Linked DNA regions of Homo sapiens: region 2 is linked to region 1. Evidence: read pairs that join two places in POLR2A ChIA-PET (ENCODE). Cell type or tissue: endothelial cell of umbilical vein. All regions are shown on one strand. Each heading gives the region's core, and the rest is flanking DNA. Links, peaks and the distances in the headings are about the cores only.

Region 1 (4,599 bases), core at 354-4,353:
CATATAAATTTTTTAAAGACTGGAAGTAGCTGTTATCAGCTATGTAAAAGGAATAACATGGGGATAGGAGCCACTATACTGTTAAAAGTTTTTCAAACAGCATTATTTCTTTTATAATAAAAATTAAATTTAAAGTGTTTTAAATTTAAAGATACTGGTATTATAAAGTCCTAATAAAATGAACTTATTCTAAATTTTCAAGCATGAGTGGAAAGTTAAATCAAAATCCAAGATTATAGCTCTATGGATTTGTAAAATTATAATCAATGAAAATTTTGAAATTTTGCAGCAGTTATTAAAACACACACATACATCGTGAAAGTATCAATAGTAAAACTGTTATTCCTCTTAAAACTGGAGGATAGGGCAGTATCATCATAAAAATTCTATAAACATTCCAGTACATATAAGTAAAAATATATTCCAGACGGACCTAACTTACCTTCCAAATGAAACATTTTTAGATGCTTAAAAGCAAGACATAAAATCTTCTGTACACTATAAATCCTCTCTGAACTGCATGTTCACAAGCCTATTCTATGCTGAAATTTCAGAAGTCTCTTCTATCTATAACTTGAGTCCCTTGAAATTATTAGGGGGAGGAGTTGGTAAAGTCACAAAAAGAGAGCAAGAACTGAGCCATAATGTAATCCAGAAAAGAAGGAATCAAGCTACATGAAGCAACTGCCAAGGTGCCCAGGCAGTCCGAGGGCAGCCAAAATCAGTGTCTGATGTCTCCCCAGCCCCAACAATGCTGCTCATTCTGAAAGAGGATGGTTAGGTTCCCAGGGAACAGGGCAACAGGAGAGTTCTCATAAAGGGCAACAGGAGATACTTAGGGTCAAAGGGGTGACCAATATAGAGCTTGGGAAGCCAACCAGAGGTCCTGATACTGGGGAGGAGACCAGGCATGAGCACCAAATCCAAAGTGGTCAGAAGTGGCCACCTGGGACTCAAGGGCAAGATCACAGAACCAAGACTGAATTCAGGTCCAAGGCAGGAAAGATAAAATTATGAAGCAAAGTTTATCTTGGTTGCCTTTCCACTTTCCCATGAAAAATTTTTCCACTTTCCTCCTTCTGGGGGCTCTCTTTTGCCTCTATCCCTTTCTTATTCCTGACAATCAGTCTCTTCTGAATCATTATATAAAGTAGGCTTACATTTGCTGGTAAAGTCAGTTCAGCATTTCTTGTAACAACCCTCTCCTTTTTGCTTAATGGCCTTGTGGTAGATTAAAGATGGCCACAAATTCTTTGACATTCTTCCCATGGAGAGACAGGGTCTATGTCCTCATTCTCCGAATCTGGGCAGGCTCTGTGACTGCCCCAACGCACTGAATATGGCAGAAGTGATTCTATGTCAACCTGCAACTCCAGGCCTTATGAAATCCACAGCTCCCTCTTGCTATTGCTTGAAATGCTTGCTCTTGGGAGAGCCAGCCGCCATGTAAGAAGTCTAATTACCCAGAGACCAACATGCTGAGAGAAGCCCAAACCATGTGCAGGGAGACTGGGGAGATTATGACACCACTGGGGGACAGAGAGACACCAAGGAGCACAGAGGTACCAGACAGGTGAGTTAAGAAGACTCCAGAACATCCTCCTCCAAAGTGTCTTCTTAACACACGTCTGGTAACTCTGTGAGTCCACGTTCTCCACCTGATGCAATCCCAGGCAAGTTCTTCCTGAATTCTTGGCCCACAAAATTATAAGCAAAATGAAATGGTTGCTTTAGGCTTCTAGGATGTATGGCTGTTTGTCATGCAGCAACAGATAACCAGACCACCACTTAACAGAGGGAGCAGTATCAGTGATGCAGCATCATCCACACCCACCAAACAACTCACTGGAATGACTGACCTGTTGTTTAGGAAAAGTGAGGATGCAAAAGAAACTTCAGAAGGTTTTACCCAGTAGGATTCAAAGCTATCCAATGACTATACTACTCCCTCTACAACAGAAGTAGTGAGAGTAAAGACTTGATATTTATCTTCAACTAAGCTGCCACTGTCCTTTGGACTAAATCTTTGTGTATCACATCAATATTTTAATAACTCAAATCTAGATGTGCCACCTCTATCTCAGGACAACCTAATTCTTGAGCACAAACATCATTCCTAACAATAACTCAGTAACAAGTAAGTTTAAAACCTTCAAATTTTCAAAAGCACTATTTCCATAGAAATCCCAAATTCTAGGTAAAGATTCTTAAGAAAGTGCCATAAACAGTGGCAGAAATTCCTTTTGTCTTCATTAAAAGGCACAAATCCTTATCCTTCCTTCCTTTTGCTTCTTTGGATTATGTTACTTAATAAGCATTCTAGGAAACCCCAGGCTTTACTGAAGGTTGAACTTGGAAAAATGCTTCTAAATAATTACAAGACTTGAGAACATTACTCATTCTGCTTCTATTTCTCTTTACCCCAAGAGTTCTGACATATTCCTCAGCCAGCATGACTTGATCCCCATCATGCCCAGCAATGCCTGATCCCAGGCCTTTGTAAGCTGGAACTACTCACAATTTTCTCACAAAATTCCTAGCAAATTGTTCCACAACTGACCTAAAAAGGAAGGGGCACAGTGACCAGGAAACTCTGCTCCACATTGTTTTAGCTGAACTAGCCAAATTCCTTTATCACCTGCCCTTGAACCCTTCGAGAAGAATTCCTTCCCTCTTTTATACAAAAATGTACCAAACAGAATGAGTTGCCTTTGTAGGAATTTGTTCCACTGCAGACTCAAAATAAATATGATACAGGTCATGTGACTTGTATCAAGCACGGGCTTCAGAACCAACTGTCTTAAAGTTGTAGCTCTACTATTTTATTCTATGACCTTACGCTAAGTTCGTTCCAGAGCCTGCCTCCTCTCTGTGAAATGGGTCAAATCCCACCTTCTACCTCACATGGCTATGGTAAAGATTTCATGAGATAAACTACATAAAGTGCACACAGCACAGGGCCTAATCAACGGAAAGCACTCAGTGAATGTCAGTTCCATTCCCTCAAAATCCTCCTACACCAGAATTAAATTAAATTATATTCAAAACACCAAATACTCAATTTTAATAAGCTTATTTCAAAATTGATGTAACTGTTATAACCACCTTAAATGTCAGAATCATTAAATTTTACGTATCTAATGTAAAATACTTCAGGAAAAATGCATTTTAGAAGCACATTTTAACAGATAAGGTTTAGATAATAGAATGCCACTCAGGTAAAACATTTAAGTACAGAAGCAACTCAAGTGTCAAAACTTTATTAGAATACATCAAACTCAGAAGTATTCAGAAAAGACATTAAATCCTGGTTCACTAATCTCATCAACCATAATATACCCTTGGTATCTACTTCATTTAGTGCACTGCCAGTACATTATCAGTATAGCAATGAATAAAATGTCAAAATTCAAATGAACAAAGATGCTAAGTTCTTTAATGTGAACTGTTCTATATTCCAATATCCAATAAAATGGGGTTACAAGCCAAGTCACTTAGAAATACATTTTAATTTCTAACTTTGTTTTAGCAAAGAAGTGAGTAAGAATTTCATATCACACCAGATTTAAGATATGGTTATCAGCTTATCTTTATGGACAAGTAGGTTTTAACCTCTACCCTAAATAATTCAATTCCTCTTCACTCTATTACCTGGTTCTCTTTAAGGAGCAATATCCTTGGTTTAGCAACATCCTTAGAGGCTAATTTTGAGACTGTGCTTTAGCCTACTTTCCCAACCTTTCCCATGTCAGGGCACGCATAGAAAATATCTGTATGACACATGCACATTAACTGAAGAGGCTTCTCACAGCCAGAAATGATTTGTCTGGGAGCACAGCCACCTCTAGGCTGAGGGGATCATTTATTTCAACACATATGTAATCCACTTGTGGCCCCTCTGATGGGAAGCTATGCTAGCCAACCTTTTACGTGGTTATCTAGCAATGCAGGAGGACGTCTCCCTTCTACTCCAATGTTCACTAGCTGGAACAAAAGACTAGAAGTCATTAATCGCCTGAGAGGACTGGGCACAGTGGCTCATGCCTGTAATCCCAACACTTTGGGAGGCCAAGGCAGGAGGATCGCCTGAGACCAGGAGTTCCAGATCAGCCTGGGCAATATAGTGAGACCTCGCCTCTACAACGGGAAAATAACTTGAGCGTGGAAGGTAAGGGCTGCTGTGAGCTAAGATAGCGCCACTGCACTCCAGCCTGGGCAACAAAGCAAGATTTTGTCTCAAATAAACAAATCACCGGAGGAGACCAGCAGCAGCATCTGGGAATCCAAGATGCCATTCCTCTGACGATCTACAGTTCATAACCATCAATCCTCTGAGGCCTATCAGAGAAAACAGATGCTGAAATCCTTATTTCTATCCCATGTATAATTGTCTTGTCCTACTGCCATTCTATAACTCCAGGGAGTGGCCACTCAACAGTTCAACATGAAGGAACCTCTTGTGAATTAAATTAAATGGAAGAGAGAAGTATCCGAAACAGCTGGTCTGAGCCGAGCTGACAGAAAAGCACTGATGAGTGTGTACAAGGAACAGTTAACTGCTTAAAATGAACCCTGACCCAGGGCCTATGATCGGCTACT
Region 2 (4,599 bases), core at 189-4,188, 310 kb after region 1:
TTTAAGTTTTACCTTCCCAATTACACTTGAGCAGAGGATCTAGCACTGTATACGGCTGATTAAATAAGTGCCTGATAAATGTTTAAAGGAATAAATGAAAGATAAACCCTTTTTAAAAAAAAGCAGGAGCCTCATCTTTTACTTACAGTACTTCATTTGGAACCTCCCTCCTGTTTGCCAAGCAAGTAACAGGCACTCAATAAACATTTCTTGACACTGATCAATTACTTTGGAATACAATCAGGTTTACATATGTCTAGATTGATCCTACTGGAATGAATCTTAATGGCTGGCAAATTAAGTTACATATTTGGGTAACTTTAAGTGATAAAACAAAAAAGTGAAACACAAAAAACACTAAAATATGAAACCACTGAAAGTTTCAAAAAATACCACTTGACTCTTACTCCTCCTTACTCTTATATGTGCAGTGAACACTGTACTCTCTTCTATTCTCATGTTCTTGTCCTACTGTCTTTCCCTCCATTTAAAAAAAAAAAGTTGGTCTGTACACAGTAAATTGACTTCATGACCCAATAAAGGGTTGCAATCCATATTAAAAACACCGGCCTAAAGAACATTCTAGAATAATTTTCTTAAATTATTAAGTACAAATGACAAAACAGTACTAAGCATACATAAAGTAGATGTCTTCATTTTAGAATGAAGAAAAGGCAACAATGCAGTCTCTTCTAGAGAAATGAAATAGAACGAAAGGTTCTGCTACCATTGTCTCAATTCTAACCACGTTAACTTAGACAGGTTTAGGGGTTCGGGTGATTTTTAAAAATTCAACACACTGAAATAAATAGCAATTTTGTAATTATATTAAAAGGCCTGATATAAGGGCTAACACTGAAGTGGGGGGAAATAATTGGATATTTCATATTGGTTAGAAAGTCTTACTTTCTTCAGAAACCATAGTTTTCTTAACACTTGGACAACAATCACAAAACCAAATGTTGTGGATGTCTCTACGTTGTGTGGGAACTTCTACCATTGTTCCAACAACTAGAATGGCTTCCAGAGTCCATGTAGAAAGAGTAGAAAGCAGAAAACCAAAAAAGAAGAGAGATAATAGACTCATTACCCAAGAGACCCTCTCAAAAACACAGCCAGTTAAGCCAGCAGTGGAAGCCTTCCATCAATATAGGCTCAATAGTAAAAGACCCAGTTTTCTTTCATGGAAAAAAAGGGATCTGTCTGATCAAATACAGCCTCCATAGAATTGGTTTTTCTAAAAAATGAGACAAGTCTTCAGTGGCAAACTGCCCCACAGCAGTGGCTTTCTGCCTTTTTTAACCCACTGGTAAGAAATAATTTTTATATAACAACACATTCCACATATATACATACTTACATAACTGAAACAAAAGTTTTATGAAATAGCACTTGACCCTTACTCCTTGTTACTCTTACATGTGCAGTGGACTCTGTGTTCTCTTATCTGTTGTCATGTTCTTGTCTGTTCTCTTTCCCTCCATTTAAAAAAAAAAAAAAAAGTTGGTCTGGACACAGTAAATTGACTTCATGACCCAGTAATGGGTTGCAACCCATATTGAAAACATTGGCTTAAAGAACATCCTGGAAGTCAAGTAAAGGTCACATTCTCTCTCTCGATCTCTTTCTCTCTTTCTTTCTTTTTTTTTTTTTTTGATGGGAGTCTCGCTCCTTTGCCAGGCTGGAGTGCAGTGGCGTGATCTCAGCTCACTACAATCTCTGCCTCCCAAGTTCAAGCAATTCCCCTGCCTCAGCCTCCTGAGTAACTGGGACTACAGGCGCGTGCCACCACCCCGGCTAAATTTTTGTATTTTAGTGGAGACGGGGTTTCACCGTGTTGGCCAGGATGGCCTCGACCTTCTGACCTCGTGATCTACCCACCTCAGTCTCCCGGCACCTGGTGATCTCTTTCCTTCTAAAAAAAAAAAAAAAAAAAAAAAAAAAAATCCACTGCTGGAAGAAAAGATCATTTTAGCTTCACTTTTTAGTGAGAGAGAGAAAAATGACAACTTCAGGGTCTTGTATATAGCTGCCCCTAAAATATTTGTTAAACTTAAGAGGCTAAAGTGTTTTTTTTTCTTCCTATTTTGTGAGTAAAGTAACATATTAACAAGCAGGGAGGCTAAGATTTAAAGGAAAAAAGGAGAATTCCAATAATGGAAATACTGCTTGAGCAACATGCCCAATATTTTGAATATGACATTGCCGGGAATTCCTGTATCACCTGAGATACTTTGATTTATCAGCCTAAGGCCAAGAAACAAAAGAGAGAAACGCCCATCACAAAAGGCCAGAAGAGTTCAGTAGTGTGGTAACTGACATCATTTCAAATGAATGAAGTGGGACTATGCCCTTTAAATGAGGAAATAATTGCCTGCAAAATAAATGACTCCAGCTTAAAACAATCCAGAATGTCTAAAGCACAAACTCTTAGAACAAAATGCAGCCAAACAAAATGAGCTTCAGATTAGATAACCCCGTATAGTGGAGTCCAACGATATTCTTCAAGATACTCTCCTGAGATCCCTGCTCAGCAGATAATGATGCTGACAGCTATAATGGGATAGGCTATCATTAATAAAAATAGCTAGCACTTCTTAAGGACCCACTTAAGGCCAGGCACTGTGATAGGTACTGAATATTCCTTATCACTATTCTCATAACAAGTCTGCAAGGGGGCTTTAATCCCCATTTAACGTAAGAGGAAACAGAGGTCCAGATAAGTAACTTGCTTATACTTGTAGAAAGTGATAAAACTGGGATAATGAACTCAACTGTTATATTTTAAACCTTCACCTCCCATTGGTGCATTTCTTTTGCCAACATAAGGGTAGAAGCATAAAAAAAAAAGAACAGATAACCACATGTACAACATACATGGAGCAATAGGAAGGAAGTGAGGAAGGGGAAAAAAGGCAAAAAGGAACTGGTCCTTTTAAATAAGAAAGACATTATTTCAGAAAATGGCAGCTTCGCTTAGTTTGGAACCTAAGCTTTAGCTCTATAGTTCTAAGTGTCTATTTTAACAGCAGTTATTACTATGTGAGCTCTGTACTCTCAATCTAGGGAAAAGAATCTTGCCACTAGAAGAATAATTTTAAAGTGAGAGTCTGCTTTTGATACAAATATTTGATATAGATACTAAGTGGAATAAACATAGCGATCTACCCTTCTCTCTCCCGAAAAACTGTCTTTATCACGTTTTACTTTAAATTGTTTAGATTTTCCTCAAATTAAAAAGACAAGCTAAAGGTAATAAAATATTATTAAAGGCAATGCTTTAATTATACAGCATGGAAACCACTCATTTGCACAATGAGCATTTTATAGCTGAATGAAACTCTTCTCAAGCTTGGGGAAAACACTCAGAGGTATTCAAAATAATTAGTCCTTTGATCCTTCATTTGGTTTCAAATGGCCATAAGTGACTCTCCAAACTTGGTCAAGGATCTGGAGTTATTATACACAGTACCACCCAACAATCGTCTTGGTTAAGGCTTTCTCACTGACCCAAAAACATGGCACATGGTGAAAAACATTTTCCTTAAATGTCTAAATTGCTGCTGGAATAAATACTAGAAATGATTAGAAAGTTCCAATGGAAAAACCCCATATTCCATTCAATATTTTTAAATGTAAAGGACGTTTATTTTTGCATCTTTTACACAAAAAGAAAGTAATTATATAGAACAATCCTAACTCCATTACGCTTATTCCTCAAACCATTAGGCCCTCGTATGTACCATCTTTTCATTAGTCTCTTCGAAGTACATTTGAATTCCTTTTATCTGACTAATCATACATTAATCATATATGATTTATCTAATGAGATATCTGATTATTCTTTCTAAAGATGAAGGAAACTACCATGAGCTCAGAGGATATAAGGAAATGAAATGAAAGAAAATTAGATTCAGTGGAACTAAGAGAAACATAGATGTAATCAACCCATGTGCATCTAGTCAGAGGCCAACTTCTCTCTAGCAAAAGTCCCCCAGTGTGTTAGCAACAGAGACTACTGCACTGATACCACTTTATGACTAAAAAAGGAGGAATACTTTACAAGTCAAAACTTTTTTTTTTTTTTTTTTGAGACAGAGTCTCACTCTGTCACCCAGGCTGGAGTGCAGCGGCATGATCTCAGCTCACTGCAACCTCTGCCTCCCAGGTTCAAGCGATTCTCCTGTCTCAGCCTCCCAAAGAGCTGGGACTACAGGTGCACACCACCATGCCCGACTAATTTTTGTATTTTTAGTAGAGACAGGGTTTCATCATATTGGCCAGGCTGGTCTCGAACTCCTGCCTTGTGATCTGCCCGCCTTGGCCTCCCAAAGTGCTGGGATTACAGGCGTGAGCCACCGAGACAAGCCACAAGTCAGAACTTTTAAATCAGTGGTACTGAACATTTAAAAGTTGGATTGAGGCCAGGCACAGTGGCTCACGCCTGTAATCCCAGCACTTTGGCAGGCCAAGGCAGGTGGACTGCTCGAGCTCACGAGTTCAAGACCAACCTGGACAACATGGTGAAACCCCAGTTCTACTAAAATACAAAAAATTAGCCGGGTGTTATGGTGTGCGCCTGTAGTCCCAGATACTTGG

What was found. ChIA-PET counts read pairs that join two places held together with the same protein. Peaks named below come from ENCODE experiments on the same cell type or tissue, not always from the same donor. Only the 100,000 strongest peaks of a DNase experiment are listed, where the experiment ranks them.
Region 2: POLR2A ChIA-PET joins it to region 1 with 5 read pairs; 1 of 35 experiments calls an interaction of 5 or more read pairs at or near these places.

What each region holds. Positions count from the first base shown.
Region 1 is chr15:63,521,599-63,526,197 of GRCh38, reverse strand. The region is part of intron 1 of USP3 (ubiquitin specific peptidase 3); the gene reads right to left. Among named protein-coding and RNA genes, the nearest start is that of USP3, 19 kb to the right of the region's middle. In endothelial cell of umbilical vein, for the core only: no CTCF peak of the experiment used is centred there; a DNase peak (open chromatin) is centred at 2,547.
Region 2 is chr15:63,216,352-63,220,950 of GRCh38, reverse strand. The region is part of intron 1 of RAB8B (RAB8B, member RAS oncogene family); the gene reads right to left. Among named protein-coding and RNA genes, the nearest start is that of RAB8B, 29 kb to the right of the region's middle. In endothelial cell of umbilical vein, for the core only: no CTCF peak of the experiment used is centred there; no DNase peak of the experiment used is centred there; H3K27ac peaks cover 882 bases.